2 separate regions of the Homo sapiens genome follow, and region 2 is linked to region 1. Evidence: chromatin contacts called from ENCODE Hi-C or POLR2A ChIA-PET data. All regions are on one chromosome and are shown on one strand. Each heading gives the region's core, a stretch centred on a gene start or an enhancer-like site at or near the end of the contact. The rest is flanking DNA. Distances are from core to core; before and after follow the strand shown. Region 1 overlaps TEN1 (TEN1 subunit of CST complex). Region 2 overlaps LOC105371896 (a long non-coding RNA gene).

What was found. Hi-C counts contacts between places; a loop is a spot of excess contacts on that map. ChIA-PET counts read pairs that join two places held with the same protein, here RNA polymerase II (POLR2A). Pooled maps may share reads with other maps.
Region 2: a pooled map shows a loop between it and region 1 (3-fold over the local background). The contact joins two enhancer-like sites. A Hi-C loop is called at or near these places in 2 of 50 pooled maps. POLR2A ChIA-PET finds 5 or more read pairs at or near these places in 6 of 52 experiments (HepG2, PC-3, PC-9 and 3 more).

The regions. Positions count from the first base shown.
Region 1 is chr17:75,995,960-75,999,288 of GRCh38, reverse strand. The region is part of intron 3 of TEN1 (TEN1 subunit of CST complex); the gene reads right to left. All of the region lies in intron 3 of TEN1-CDK3 (TEN1-CDK3 readthrough (NMD candidate)), which reads right to left. It overlaps LOC124904061 (a long non-coding RNA gene), which reads left to right. Exons shown (of 2, transcript XR_007065911.1): 2 at 1-617. Among named protein-coding and RNA genes, the nearest start is that of CDK3, 3.2 kb to the left of the region's middle. RefSeq lists enhancers at 1,693-1,742, 1,913-1,992. Within about 2 kb of position 1,913, at least 21 of the 41 ENCODE cell types and tissues checked have a DNase peak (open chromatin) inside an H3K27ac peak, as active enhancers do; they include PC-9, where a contact is called at or near this core.
Region 2 is chr17:76,245,022-76,248,231 of GRCh38, reverse strand. The region is part of intron 5 of LOC105371896 (a long non-coding RNA gene); the gene reads left to right. Among named protein-coding and RNA genes, the nearest start is that of RNF157, 6.1 kb to the right of the region's middle. Within about 2 kb of position 1,676, at least 9 of the 41 ENCODE cell types and tissues checked have a DNase peak (open chromatin) inside an H3K27ac peak, as active enhancers do; they include PC-9, where a contact is called at or near this core.

The DNA.
Region 1 (3,329 bases), core at 664-3,163:
GCTCAATGTAGCCTCCACCTCCCAGGCTCAGGTGATCATCTCAGCTTCCTGAGGAGCTGGGACTACAGGGACGCACCACCACACCCAGCTAATTTTTGTATTTCTTGTAGAGATGGGGTCTCGCCATGTTGCCCAGGCTGGTTTCAAACTCCTGGGGTCAAGTGATCTGCCCGCCTCGGCCTCCCAACATGCATGGATTATAGGCGTGAGCCACTGTGCATTGCTGACATTTTTTTTTTCTTTCTTTTTTCCCCAGTCATAGCTTGCAAGAGAAAAAAAAAAGTTAAAAAAATTTTTTGCACTCATGCTCTTTCTGCTCTCTGAGCACTTTAATAAATAGATTTCCGAGATGGGTGGATCACCTGAGGTCAGGAGTTCATGACCAGCTTGGCCAACACGGCAAAACCCCGTCTCTACTAAAAATACAAAAATTAGCCAGGTGTGGTAGCTGGCACCTGTAAACCCAGCTACTCGGGAGGCTGAGGCAGGAGAATCGCTTGAACCTGGGAGGCAGACGTTGCAGTGAGCCGAGATCAAGCCACTGCACTCCAGCCTGGGCAACAGAGTGAGACTCTGTCTCAAAATAAGTAAATAAATAGATTCAATGTTCTAGGCTATTACATTGTTTTCTTTTGACGCTGTTTGAGATAAAGGCTCTGCCTGCCCTTTCCTCTAGTCTAGGTCATTTATAGCACAGCCTGAGGGCAGAATTCAGGGTGTCATCCTGCCTAGCTGTCTATACAGGCTACCCTTAGGCAATGAACTCATTTGAAACATGAGGTTGCCTGTGTGTCTCAGCTTCTGTTAGCCCCAGTGCTGACACAGGTCAGAGAGGAATCGGGGCGTGGCGCGGTGGCTCCCAACACTGTAATCCCAACACTTTGGGAGGGCAAGACAAGCAGATCACTTGAGGCCAGGAGCTCAAGACCAGCCTGGCCAACAAGCGAAAACCCTGTCTCTACTAAAAATACAAAAGTTACCCAGGCCCGACTACTTGGGAGGCTGAGGCACGAGAATCACTTGAACCGGGGAGGTGGATGTCGCAGTGAGCCAAGATTGCGCCACTGCACTCCAGCCTGGGAAACAGAATGAGACTCTGTCTCAAAAAAAAAAAAAAAAGGAAAAAAAAAGGAAAAAGGCCAGGCGCAGTGGCTCACATCTGTAATCCCAGCACTCTGGGAGGCTGACGCAGGCGGATCACCTGAGGTCAGGAGCTGAAGACCAGCCTGGCCAACATGGTGAAACCCTGTCTCTACTAAAAAGACAAAAATTAGCTGGGTGTGGTGGCGGGCACCTGTAATCCCAGCTACTAGGGAGGCTGAGGCAGAATCGCTTGAACCCAGGAAGCAGAGGTTGCAGTAAGCAGAGATCGTGCCACTGCACTCCCAGCCTGGGTGACAGAGCGAGACTCCATCTCAGGAAAAAAAAAAAAAGATTAAGAACCTGGAGCAAAGAAGAAGGGCCTGGGTTATAAAAAGCAGTCAGAATGCAGTGGGGTGAGGCCTGGGAAGAGGAAGGGGTTATACGGAGCACAGATGTTCTTTTAGGAGGTTTGTCTGCAAAGGGAGGGAAGGTCATGGGCAGGTAGGTCAGACTCTAGTGTAGAAGATGACTTCTTGTCATTGAGACTATTATTTCCATATAGAGGAGGCTTGAACACCTTATATGTGGACAGGGAAGAACTGTGGTAACCCCTTAGGTAGGAGGGACCCCGCTTCCTCTTAGACTAGAGGAAGGAGCTAACGGTGGCCGTTTCAGTGTCTGATGGTCGGTGGCCGTTTCAGTGTCTGATGGTAGGAGGAAGAACGGCTGCCTGTGGCCTCGATTCTAGCTGGCTCATAAAGCAATAAGCCGGGAGGGACAGGGGAGGAGAGGAAGTGGGTTCTTGTGAGGCAGGGGAATTTCTGGACTAGCTGTGGTGGCGCCGGGGAGGGGGGTGTGGCCAGGACACAGGAAGGATTTCTAGGCAGAGCAGGGGAATGCCAGTGAGCCCCTGAAATCATTGAGCTCCAAATCCTTGGAGTTCTGTGATCTTTCTGCACTCAACAGTTGGCAGAACCAGGAGGGTGGAGGCTGGGGTCTTGGGGCAGGAGTGAAGCTGCCAGGAAAGTGGCTGAAATGGTAGTGAGGCCCAACGGGGAAGAGAGATGGGGGAGAAAGCCCGGGAGTCCTGAGTCCACAGGTCCTGATAGGGCAAGAGGGACGCAGCAGAAGTAGAAGGGAGAGTGGATGGCATGCAATTTCAGGAAAACAAGTCCAAGGTGCAGCAGCAGGCGTGGGAGGTGGAATTGGGGCAGAGGTGCACAGTGGTGGAACTGGTTGGCAGCAGGGAGACAGGGAGGGATGTGTGATGCTGACACACCCGAGGAGCCGGGGAAACTCCGGCCCTGCTCCAGACTCTGTGGGTGTGTGGTTTGGGGAGAAAGGTTTGGGCAAGTCCCAGAGCTGTAAGGATGCTCGAAGAGGGAGGTGCACAGGGGACACACAGGAAGGTTTCCCTCCCTCCCTTTCTCTTCTCTTTTCTCTTTCTTTTCTTTTCTTTCTTTTTCTTTCTTTCTCTCTCTCTTTTTTTTTTTTTTTTTGACAGGGTCTCACTCTGTCACCCAGGCTGCAGTACAGTGGTACAGTCTCAGCTCACTGCAATCTCTGCCTCCCTGGCTCAAGTGATCCTCCCACCTCAGCCTCCCCAGTAGCTGGGACTACAGGCATGTGTGCAACAACGCACCCTGCTAATTTTTGCATTTTTTGTAGAGACGGGGTTTCACCATGTTACCCAGGCTGGTTATTATTATTATTTTTTTTTGAGATGGAGTTTTGCTCTTGTCACCCAGGCTGGAGTGCAATGGTGTGATCTCAGCTCACTGCAACCTCCGCCTCCCAGTTTCAAGCGATTCTCCTGCCTTGGCCTCCTGAATAGCTGGGATTACAGGCATGTGCCACCACGCTCAGCTAATTTCGTATTTTTTGTAGAGACAGGGTTTCACCATGTTGGTCAGGCCGGTCTCGAACTCCTGACCTCAAGTGATCCACCCACCTCGGCCTCCCAAAGTGCTGGGATTACAGGCGTGAGCCACCACACCCGGCCGTCCAGGCTGGTCTTGAACTCCTGGACTCAAGTAATCCACCAGCCTCAGCCTCCCAAAAGTTCTGAGATTACAGGCATGAGCCACTGTGCCCAGCCTCTTTTCTTTTTCTTTAGAAACAGGGTCTCATTTTGTCACCCAGGTTGGAGTGCAGTGGCATGATCATAGCTCACTGCAGCATCGAACTCCTGCCTCAAGCCATCCTCCTGCCTCAGCCTCCCAAGTAGCTGGGACTACAAGCACAAG
Region 2 (3,210 bases), core at 427-2,926, 250 kb before region 1:
TCCAGCCTGGGTGACAGAGCAAGACCTTGTCTCAAAACAAAACAAAAACAAAAAACTCATACATGAGCAGGAATGATAAGCTGCATTTGGGGTATGAGCAGGTGTTTATTGGGAAGCAGAGAGAGGAAAGGGCTCAGGGATGAAGCACCTGTCTTCTGTAAGGTAACAGGGAGCCACTGAAAGTATATAGATAAGGGAGTAACATGATGACAGCTGTATATTGGTGACGCTAACCTGAGAATAATTTAGAGAATGGATAAGGGGAAGGAAGACCAAGAGGTAGGAAAATAGGAAAACCAGAGAGGAAGCTAATGAAATTACCAGACCTCTTTTCATACACAGATTTCATCTTGGAATATAAAAGATAACAGGGGCCAGGCACAGTGGCTCACTCATGTAATCCCAGCACTTCGGGAGGCCGAGGCAGGTGGATCACCTGAGGCTAGGAGTTTAAGCCTGGCCTGGCCAACATGGTGAAACCCCGTCTCTACTAAAAATACAAAAAGTTAGCTGGGCGTGGTGGCGCATGCCTACAATCCTAGCTAGCTACTTGGGAGGCTGAGGCATGAGTATCTCTTGAATCAGGGAGGCGGAGGTTGCAGTGAACCAAGATCGTGCCACTTTACTCCAGCCTGGGCGACAGAATGAGACTCTGTCTCAACAACAACAACAACAAAAAATAAATATGTTTATTATATTTATTATATTTATATCTTTATAAACAAAGATATTTATTATATATTATTATTATAAAAAATAATAATAAAATAAAAGATAACAGGGCCAGGCGTGGTGGCTCACGCCTGTAATCCAAGCACATTGGGAGGCCGAGGCAGGTGGATCACTTGAGGTCAGGAGTTCAAGACCAGCCCCGCTAACATGGTGAAACCTCGTCTCTGCTAAAAATACAGAAATTAGCTGGGCATGGTGGCGTGCGCCTGTAGTCCCAGCTACTCAGGAGGCTGAGGCAGGAGAATCGCTTGAACCTGGGAGGTGGAGGTTGCAGTGAGCCGAGATCAGGCCAGTGCACTCTAGCCTGGGTGACAGAGAGACTCCATCTTAAAAAAAAAAAAAAAGATAACAGGATACGGCTAACAATGTAATAAATATATACCTCATGGTGCGTAAAAAAGACCTAAGGCTTCCAATAGCTTACTGTGAGAACCATAACAGTGAGTGGTATTTCTGTTTATTACTTTGTCAGGATCAACACACAGTCTTTGAAATACCCTAATAGGATAGTAGTTATCACATAAATAAACAAGCAATTTGCTCAGAAATAAATGTGTCATTGTAAACAAATTGCTTGTCTGTAGTGGACTTTGGCTGGCACTCAGACTTTAGCTGGACACACTATTAGCATGCATACGGCACTTTTAACCTACTTGCTAAGAATCTGATCTCCTAACCCTCAGTGGCCTCTCATTTCTCTTTTCTCAGCAGCCCTTTGGTTCCTGTGCCTGGGAGGAGTTAGGTGACTGGTTGATCAGTTCAGTTCTGCAGCCCTGACCTCAGCTCCAGTTTCAGAAGAGCAGAGGGAGGGTGCAGGGAGTCTCCAGCTGAGAGGAGCTCAGTGGTTTTCTGATTCTGACTTGAGCACAGTTACAGACAACTTTCCTGTGAGTGCAGTTGATTGCATGCTCACACTGATATTGCAACAGCTGAACACGTGTGTGCACTTGTGTTGAGCTTCAGAGCTCAACCTCAAGTCGGCTTGTCCTCTTATGACAGCTGTAGGAGATGGCTCACCAAGGAGAGACAGAGAGAGATAAAACCAGCATAGCACCAGCTTCCCATATCAAGACCCAGTGCACAGGGAGCCAGGGATCCCTGGGTTCTGAGCTATGGCTACCACTTGTATGGTCTTGGGCAAGCCCCTTACCCTGTAGAGGTTGCAGCTGCCTCATCTGTCAGGGGAGGGGCTGTACCTTTGAGATTCCTTCCAAATCTGACCATCTAGCCAGGACAGGCATTTTCAAGAAACCCTGTTTGTTATTTTCTTCTTTTGATCTAAGTAACCGCAGGTGAGTATTTGTTTTGTTAAAGAAAGGTTTGGGGCTGTCACCACGCTGCCGCTTCCACATTCTACCTTTTCTAGGTAGCAAGAGGCAGACGCTGGGCTTTGTGCCTATTTGGTCTGGTCTGTTTCTCCAAGAAGGGCAGCTGGAGTCGATGCTGGGCTGAAATGTTCTTTTTTTTCCTTTTTTCGAGACAGGGTCTTGCTCTGTCACCCAGGCTGGAGTGCAGTGGCGCCATCTCTGCTCACTGCAACCTCCACCTCCCGGGTTCAAGCAATTCTTTTGCCTCAGCCTCCTGAGTAGCTGGGATTACAGGCGCGCGCCATCACGCCTGGCTAATTTTTGTATTTGTAGTAGAGACAGGGTTTCACCATGTTGGGCAGGCTGGTCTTGAGCTACTGACCTCGTGATCCACCCGCGTCAGCCTCCCAGTGCTGGGATTGCAGGCATGAGCCACCGCGCCTGGCCTGCACAGCTAATTTTTAAATATTTTTTTTGTAGAGATAGGATCTCACTATGTTGCCCAGGCTGGTGCTGAACTCCTGGGCTCAGGCAATCCTCCCACCTCAGCCTCCCAAAGCACTGGGATTACAGGTGTGAGCTACCAGGCCTGCCCTGCCAAGCTGAAATGTTAGCCTCACACTTTTTTTTTTTTTTTTTTTGAGACGCAGTCTCCTTCTGTGGCCCCAGGCTGGAGTGCAGTGGCGCAATCTGGACTCGCTTCAACCTCCGCTTCACTGGTTCAAGCGATTCTCCTGCCTCAGCCTCCCGAGTAGCTGGGATTACAGGCGTGTGCCACCACGCCTGGCTAATTTTTGTATTTTTAGTAGAAACGGGGTTTCACCATGTTGGCCAGGATGGTCTCAAACTCCTGACCTCAGGTGATACATCTGCCTCGGCCTCCCAAAGTGCTGGGATTACAGGCGTGGGCCACTGCACCCAGCCCGCACATTCTTTTTACACCAACTTTAGGATGCAGAATGTGTAGTCCCAGGTGGAGTGAGCTCAAAGCCAAAAGAAGAGCAGGACCAACAAGGAAGAGAATGAAGGCAGAAGTGAACAGGTAGAACCAAGCTTACAAGGTCTGGTATTTGATAGAAACAACAAAAAATAGAACAGACTCTCCCAATTTCTTCAAACTAGTCTGTAAACATAAATAGAGTCTTGGGCCCCTCATTTCTCCAATGCCAGA